2 separate regions of the Homo sapiens genome follow, and region 1 is linked to region 2. The links are chromatin loops, found by intact Hi-C in ENCODE. Cell type or tissue: ascending aorta. All regions are shown on one strand.

Region 1 (4,000 bases), 110 kb after region 2:
AAGTAGTTTCATGCCATTAACAGAGCTGGGAGTGAAATGGAGTTTAGGGTACCTCATTATAAAAAAAAAATTGTTGACTTTGAAGAAAAGAAGAGAGGAAAAGTCTAACCTTTAGAATCTATTAATGTGGTATTGTACATGTGCTATCTCAGTTAATTATAAACTTCTCAGCCAGGCGTGGTGGCTCATGCCTGTAATCCCAGCACTTTGGGAGGCCGAGGCAGATGGATCACCTTAGGTCGGGAGTTCAAGACCAGCCTGACCAACATGGAGAAATCCTGGCTTAACTAAAAATACAAAATTAGCTGGGCGTGGTGGTGCATGCCTGTAATCCCAGCTACTCGGGAGGCTGAGGCAGGAGAGTCACTTGAACCCGGGAGGCGGAGGTTGCGGTGAGCCAAGATCACACCATTGCACTCCAGCCTGGGCAACAAGAGCAAGACTCTGTCTCATAAATACATACATACATACATACATACATACTTCTCCATGGAAGTAGATTCTGATATCATCTGCACTTTGCAGTTACGTAAACTCAGAGCCAAATAAGTAACTTGCTCAATGTCAGGCAGCTGATGATTGATGCAGCCCACATCCACACATAGATCTGTCTGACTCCAAAGGCCATATACCTTCCTGAAGTAAGTAGGTGGGACTTTTTTTTGCAGGTGACAGAAACTCCAGCTAGGTTAAGCAAAAGATATGTATTGTCTCATATACCTGAGCGGGTCCAGAGTCTACCACAGCTCTGTCAACTCTGTCTCCATTTCTTCTCTTCACTGTATATATCAGCTCTTATTCTCCAGATGGCTTCCTCCTTCTGGGAGGAGGCAAGAAAATAGATAATGGGGCTTGGGAGAGAACGGCTGCAGATAGGCTAAGTCTTACATCTTCTCAGTTTTGGGTCTCTGTGAAAAGAGACAGCTTTGGTCTCTCAATATTCAAAGATAAAGTTGCAGGGAAGATCTCTCATTGGCTGGCTTGGAACATATGCCTATTGTTTGAGACCAAGTGCTTTGGCCAGGAGGCATTTTACCAATTGGCATCCCCACCGGGTCTAACACATAATGGGTGGAAAGGGAGGAGGCACTTCCTCCAAAGGAGAGGAATGCTGCTTACACTGGCAGGCAGGAGAGCCTAGCAAATCAAAACCACGTCAAACCACAGCATTAATTTGTTAAACCTCTGCAATGCCACATGCCTCTCATTAATACTTAATATGTCTGAGAGTGCATCTCTATTTGGTAGCAGAAACTGGAGAGCTGCCACAGAAGAGTGATCTCCTGGGCTTGCTCCTCCAGCTGAAGACACAGTATCCGTGGAGACCCATGGTGAGAGTACAGCCAGAACCCCAAAGTTTTGTGTAGAGGTTCTGGAAAGCCTGGAGCCCCACAACTATCCCAGAAGGGCTGGGAGTTAAACCAGAAGGACATCTGTTTTGCTATGAAAACAATGCATTTGGGGGAACAAGGAAGGTATCAACGTGAGAAGTTGCCCATCACACTTAAAATTCTATGTCTTTGGCCAGGCACAGTGTCTCATGCTTATGATCCTAGCACTTTGGGAAGCCAAGGCAGGCAGATCTTTTGAGACCAGAAGTTCAAGACCAGCCTGGGCAACATGGAAAGACCCCATTTCTACAAAAGTACAAAAAATTAGCTGGGCATAGTGGCATATGCCTATAGTCCCAGCTACTTGGGAGGTTAAAGTAGGAGAATCACCTGAGCCCAGGAGTTCGAGGCTGCAAAATGAGCTGATTGTGCCACTGCACTCTAGCCTGGGCAACAGAGTGAGAACGTGTCTCAGAAAAAAAAGAAAGAAAGAAAGAAAGAAAAATCTGTATCTTTGTTTGGCTGCTCCAAAGGGTTTTAGATGCTTATATCATTAAAAGGGAATCAAAAAGTTGCATGTGTTGATAAGGTTGGTCTAGATAAAAGGAAATAGATCTTTTTGATTAAGCGGTCCAGAAGGGCTTGAATTGTAACCCCCAGCTACGGAGCTATAACTTGCCTTGTGTTTTCAGTGACAGAAACAAGTCCTCAGCCTTGCAGATGTCGAGGTGCAGGGATTCCTATGTCTCGGGTCATAGGAAAAGAAAGCATGCCATAGGAAGTGAGAGTGGCTGATCACAGAGAAAGAGACTTTGAGCATCTGTCCCTGGAGACCCACATGGCATTTGCTGAGCCATTGAGAGGAACAATTCTCTGCATTCTGGTTTTATTTACACGGAAGCACTTTTGTCCTCATTGGTTTACAAGTTGGACATGGGGGTGGGGAGCATCCAGCAGTTTAAGCCTCTCACTAATTGCTGTTTTTAGTTGGTATGGTCTCTTCCTGATGGGTTCTGTGGGTTCAGTTAAGGCTTTTGACTGTTGGCAATGGGATTATTCAAAGCCTTAATTAAGTGCCTGCCTGCTTATGGGGCTGAGTGCCAGTTGCTGACACAGACGCAGGCTCTGAAGCTTGGTCATGCCATGCCCCTGGCTCACCCTTCACTCTTCACCCTCATAACATACCCATGAGGTAAGTTTTATAGACATTTTCTGTGGTCTGATTTGTTTGGGGTGTTAATGTTTTCCTTCTTTTTTTTTTTTGTGCAACCACGTCCATTTATTATCTGAGTGAGCTTATACTTGGAGATGGGGCAGAAGAAGATTGATTCTTCTTCAGCTAATCCCTCAGCACCATTGGTTTTATTTCCTACTATTTTTCAGTTTTTAATCACCAGTCCTCTTCTAGTCTTTTATCATAGGAGAAACAACACTTGTAACAGGGTAAGAAGTTCACAGTAATGTGTTACAGGCAGGCAGGCAACAATCATGAATACATAGACAGTGTTGCAGAATGAGGCTTTGTCAGCTTAGGGGAGATGTCCATCTAGAAGAATTCCTTAATGTCCCCTCCTCCAGGCCCAGCCTTTCCCAGCATCCCTTCAGTTACTTAACAATCAAGTAAATACTCAGTGGCAACCCCTCGGGTCTGTTGTTCCCAGCCCTAAAGATTCTTCAGCTCACTGCTCATATCTTCTTGGTGCATCTTCCCAATCCCCAGTGTCCTGCTGGGCAGTCTGTTTTCTCCCTGGCCTCAGCTCAATCCTGCTTTCTCTCCTTCCTGGTCTTCCTCCATCCCTGATGTGGGCAGAGCCTCAGTTCCTTCTTCCTGCTCATGTGACCTATCTGCGGTTGGGCCACCGCAGCTGTGCCCTGCAGCTGTGTGGGTTTGTAGTGTGTGCATTGCGCCAGGCCCTGCCAGACAAAAAAGACATGCGGCAGATCTGCAGAATCAGCACAATCACCCCCTTTCTGCTACTCACCAAGCTTGGAGAAGATGGATATGTTGCTTTGAGTCTTGGAGGACCTATAGGGACAAAGAATTTGCCCCTGCTCTGAGCACAGGCTATGGTAGCCCGTCCTAAGCAACTGAGGATAAGTTGAAAGCCCTTGATATATGTTAGAGAAAAACCAAAATGTTTAGTGCTCTAACAGATGTTTTGCTTTTAGTCATTAAGTAAATCTCAAGGCAGCACCAGGTTCTGGAAACTGCCTCTCAAGTGAGACAGGCAGGTAGAATGCAGTGGCCAAGCGACTGCCTGCCTGCAGCTCAGCTTTCTCCTCAACCTTCAGCAAGCACAGAATGAGCCCTCATTCCTTTTAAAGGCCTTTTGAGGCCATAAAGGTTTTTGAGGACATTTTATGAAGCTGGAGCACAGTTTTACTATTTAAAATTATTATAGGGGTTATGGTGACTATATCTTTATTTTTATGACAAGTTGTTGGTTATACCCTTGATTTATTTGATACCGGGCTTTTGTTCAAGAATACAACCTCCAATTAAATGTGGTTACTGTGTCAAGAATGCGATTCTCTCCTTAGAGTGACCCTCTTTGGTGCCATTTCCAAAACTCATTGTGGTGAAAACTCAGGGCTGTCTATTCATGTTTGTGAGCATTTCTTCTGTGGTTACTTGGTTTTCTCATATGGAGGATTAGAGGGTACTAAGG
Region 2 (4,000 bases):
AGTTGGTATGAGGAAAAAAACTCCACATAGCTGGGTGTCAGAAGTGTTCTGGGAGTTAAAAACAGGTCATAATAGCCAGATAACAAATATTTTAGGCTTTGTGGGCCATAAGGTACTTTATTCAACTCTCTACTCAACTCTCATAAATCTCCTCTACTCAGTGATTCAGCTCTGCCATTGCAGCATGAAAGCGGCCACAGACAATAGATGGATAAGTGAATGGATGTGGCTGTGTTCCAGGAAGCTGTATTTACAAAAACAGGCTGCAGGTTGGATTTGGCCTGCTGGTCATAGTTTTCCCAGTCATAGTTTGCTGATCCTTGCTTTAGTCTATTGATATGTGGAATTACAGTAATTGATTTTCAAATGTTTAACCAGCCTTACATTCCCAGAATAAACTCCACTTGTGGTATATTATTAATCTTTTTATATATTGCTGGATTTGGTTTACTCAATTTCATTGAAGTTTTTTGTGTCTATATTCATGAAGGATATTGATCCGATGTCTTTGTCTGGTTTTGGTGTCAGGGTATATTGGTAGCCTTATGAGTTGGAAAGTGTTCCTTCTTCTATTTTCTGGAAGAGTTTGCATAAAACTGTTGTTATTTATTCCTGAAAGTTTTAGTAGAATTTGCCAGTGACACCTGAGCCTGAAGTTGTTTTGCGGCATGATTTTCAACAGCAAATTAAATTATTTAATAAATATAGGACTGTCCAGGTTATTTGTTTCTTCTTGAGTGATTTTCGGTAGTTTGTATCTTTGGGATAATTTGTCTATTTAATCTAAAAGACAGAATATTTATAAATGTTCATAATATTAACTTATTATCCTTTTAATTTCTTTAGGAATTGTAGTAATGTCTCATTTTCTATTCCTGATATTTATAGTTTGTATCTTCTCTTTTGCTCTTGGTCAATCTGGCTAGCAGTTTGTGAATTTTATTGGTTCTTTCAAAGAACCAGGTGTTTGTTGGTTTGAGTTTTCTCAATGTTTTTTGTTTCCAGATTCATTGGTTTTTCTTTATCATATATTCTGCTTGTTTTGGGTTCAGTTGCTCTTCCTTTTCTAGTTTGCTAAAGTGAATGCTTAGATCATTGATTTGAGACCTTTCTTCTTTTCTGATAATTTCTAGGGTTCTCCTTTTCTGGGACAGTTGGGTTGGGAAAGGGGACATGGAGGTGTAGAACCAGTTTTCCTACCTCTAAGCATTTATTAGGAGAGCTTTAGTAAAAGCCTTACCAGCAGGGAGCCCTGAGGCTTCTGCTTGGGGGTGGGACCAATGGGAAGGAGGCGAACGGTCACACCATGGACTGTTTCTTTCATGGGAAGCAGTGGCCTGGTCTTCCCACCCTGACAGTCTAGGACCCTAATGCTCATCTGCCTCCCAATATGGTCTGTAGAAAGGAGAGGAAAGGGAGTTGGAGTTCCTGCAGTTTTGTTGGATGAAAGGGTTCTCTCCTAATAGTTTAGACCAGGAGCTGGTGGACTTTTTCTGTAAAGAGGCAGATACAGATAGAAAATATTTTCAACTTTGCAGGCTATACCATCTCTGTCACAGGTATTCATCTCTGCCATTGGAGCACGGAAGGAGCTGTAGATAACATGTAAATGAATGGGCATGGATGTGTTTCAGTAAACCTGGTTTACAAAAATAGACAACAAGCTGGATTTGGCCCATGGGCCATAGTTTGCCTACACCTACCTGCTTTAGTCTACTAATGTGGTGAATTACATTGATTGATTTTCAACTGTTCCAGACAAGTTGTATTCTTGAGATAAATTCCACTTGGTTTAGAGCATCTGGTCTGTGCTGGCCCTGTCTTTGTTTCTCAGCTTGCATTGTCACTGAGCCATGAGCTTCTCAGGGGTAGGGCCACAATAGGGCCATCTCTGATCTCCTGTCAGGTATATGGTAGATGGCTAGTGAACCTTTGTGGCTGGGTGGAAACACCTGTGCCCTTCAGTGGTACTCTGCTGCAGCTTCCTTTTTGGTCCCCCCAGGAGCCTAGAAGAAACGGAGGTTGGGTGGAGGAGTTGGGCTCAAGTGCTGTCACTGCAGGCCCCAGGCTGATCTTTCATTTTGAGACTCTTTTAGAAATGTGACTCATGTTTGGTCTGTGAGGCATTGCTTTCTAATTACTCTCTGTCCTTTTTCTGGGGGATGTGGTTGGCACCATAGCTGGCAGGCTCAGGAATTCAGGCCTCCAGGTGCCAGCCCAGTGCTGGTGTTCTAAAAGGGCTTGATTGACCCCTTTCCAGGACCATGGCTTTCTAGATCCTTTTATAGAAGAGTGTGCCTGTGTGTGGGAAGGGGCAGAGCAGGAGGGTCCATGCCCTTCTGGCTCCTAAGTGACCTTCATGCCTGTGGAGTGTGGACTAGATAGAGCCATGTGACAAGGCATTACAAATGGATTTTGCACAGGTAGATTTCATCGTCCATCTTAGCCAATTTTCCTAATTGATTGGGAGGGCTGGGTGGGCAGTTGATGGGAAGGTCCTGGAGCTAACAGACCTGGGTTTCAATCCCAGCTCAAGAACTTATTAGATGGGTGAATCTGGGCACATTATTTAACTACTCTGAACTTCAGTTCACTCCCTTATAAAATGGAGATGTAACAACTTCCCAGAATTGTTGTGAGGGGTATGTTAAGTCCCTCACTTTCTCTCCTGGGCTGACAGAGGTGAGCAGAGTGGTGGACAACAGAAGTGCAAAACGACTTGAAAACATGGGAGAATCCATTTGCAGACTGGGATATGGAGAGGGTGTGCTGGTCCCCTTTTCCTGCCTAGAATATTTCAGAGCTGAAAGATGGGGAGGGGTGATTCAAGGGCCAAGCCTCTGATTCTGCTCTGGAGCAAGACCACCCTAGGTCTGGATGATGCCTTAGGTTGTTTGGGCCTCTTGTCTTTCATTGTTCAGCCAGGTTCACTGGGATAGGAACCTGGAGCTGTGCCAGTCCTGGTTTAGAGGAATTAGTTGCATAATTGCCTTGGATTTAATGGGAAAATTTAAGGCCTCTTGGACCTGTTGATAATAATAACCCTCCTTATGACTACCCAGTGTGGGAGGAGTGAGGAGAGTCACCTCCAACTGCCTTCAGAACACCACCACCTTTTCATGTGTTCTGAGGTTTCTGCTTTCCTCTTGACAAGGTTCAAGACCCTTTTGCACACGTGTTAGGGGATGAGGACCCTGCTTTCCTGCAGAGTCTGTGAGTTAAGGGCACTACAGCTCCTAGGCCGCCCTGCTCACCCCAGACTGAGGCCTCATTGCCTTCTGGGACAATCAGACCAAGGCTTTTACTGGAGAGCTCATAAAACTTGTTAAGGATCAAGAACTAGATAAAGTTCCAATTTTGTCACCCTGAGATAATCTTGTATTATTGTACCTGAAAACAGTATTGAAACACAGATCTCATTGTGACACCCCTGGTTAAAAACAATGTTAATCCCCTGCTACCTAAAAGACAAAATTTCAGCTATTCAACGTGGCATGTAAAATAGGCTGCAATTAGGCCTGCCACATAAAATATTCAGTTATTATTTTGCTATAAATACTTCTCATTTGGATAATGTTTTACAGTTTATTTGTACATTTTGCATTTAATCTTTGTCAATCTTATGATATTGTTCTTGTTCCCACTTTGTAGTTGATGGCCCAAAGTTTAGGGAAGTTAAAAGGAATTTGTCCAAGATCAGGTGGCCACAATAAAGTCAAACTAAGCACAGGGTATAAATTAGTGCTCACTTGCTACTTCCTCACTGTATGACCTTGAACAAGTTTATTTATCTATAAAGAATCAGGGATAATACAACAAACTTGTAAAGTTTTTGTGAGGATTAGATGAGAGAATCCAAGCAAAGTGCTTGGGGGAATGCCTGGCACATAGTAAGTGCTCAGAAAATGTTGGGTATTATTACGATACTCTATTTTAATTGTTCCACAATTAATGTTTTCAGTTTTTAATTCCACTATTATAAGTAACACTGTTATAATGA

What was found. A loop is a pair of places that touch in the nucleus more often than their neighbours do. Peaks named below come from ENCODE experiments on the same cell type or tissue, not always from the same donor. Only the 100,000 strongest peaks of a DNase experiment are listed, where the experiment ranks them.
Region 1: a loop joins it to region 2, with 2.0 times the contacts of the local background. A loop is called at or near these places in 1 of 110 quality-filtered maps.

What each region holds. Positions count from the first base shown.
Region 1 is chr3:123,756,647-123,760,646 of GRCh38, reverse strand. All of the region lies in intron 4 of MYLK (myosin light chain kinase), which reads left to right. Among named protein-coding and RNA genes, the nearest start is that of MYLK-AS2, 69 kb to the right of the region's middle. In ascending aorta, no CTCF peak of the experiment used is centred here; DNase peaks (open chromatin) are centred at 2,446 and 3,246; H3K27ac peaks cover 3,563 bases.
Region 2 is chr3:123,868,350-123,872,349 of GRCh38, reverse strand. The region is part of intron 2 of MYLK (myosin light chain kinase); the gene reads left to right. Among named protein-coding and RNA genes, the nearest start is that of MYLK, 14 kb to the left of the region's middle. In ascending aorta, no CTCF peak of the experiment used is centred here; DNase peaks (open chromatin) are centred at 2,159 and 2,941; H3K27ac peaks cover 4,000 bases.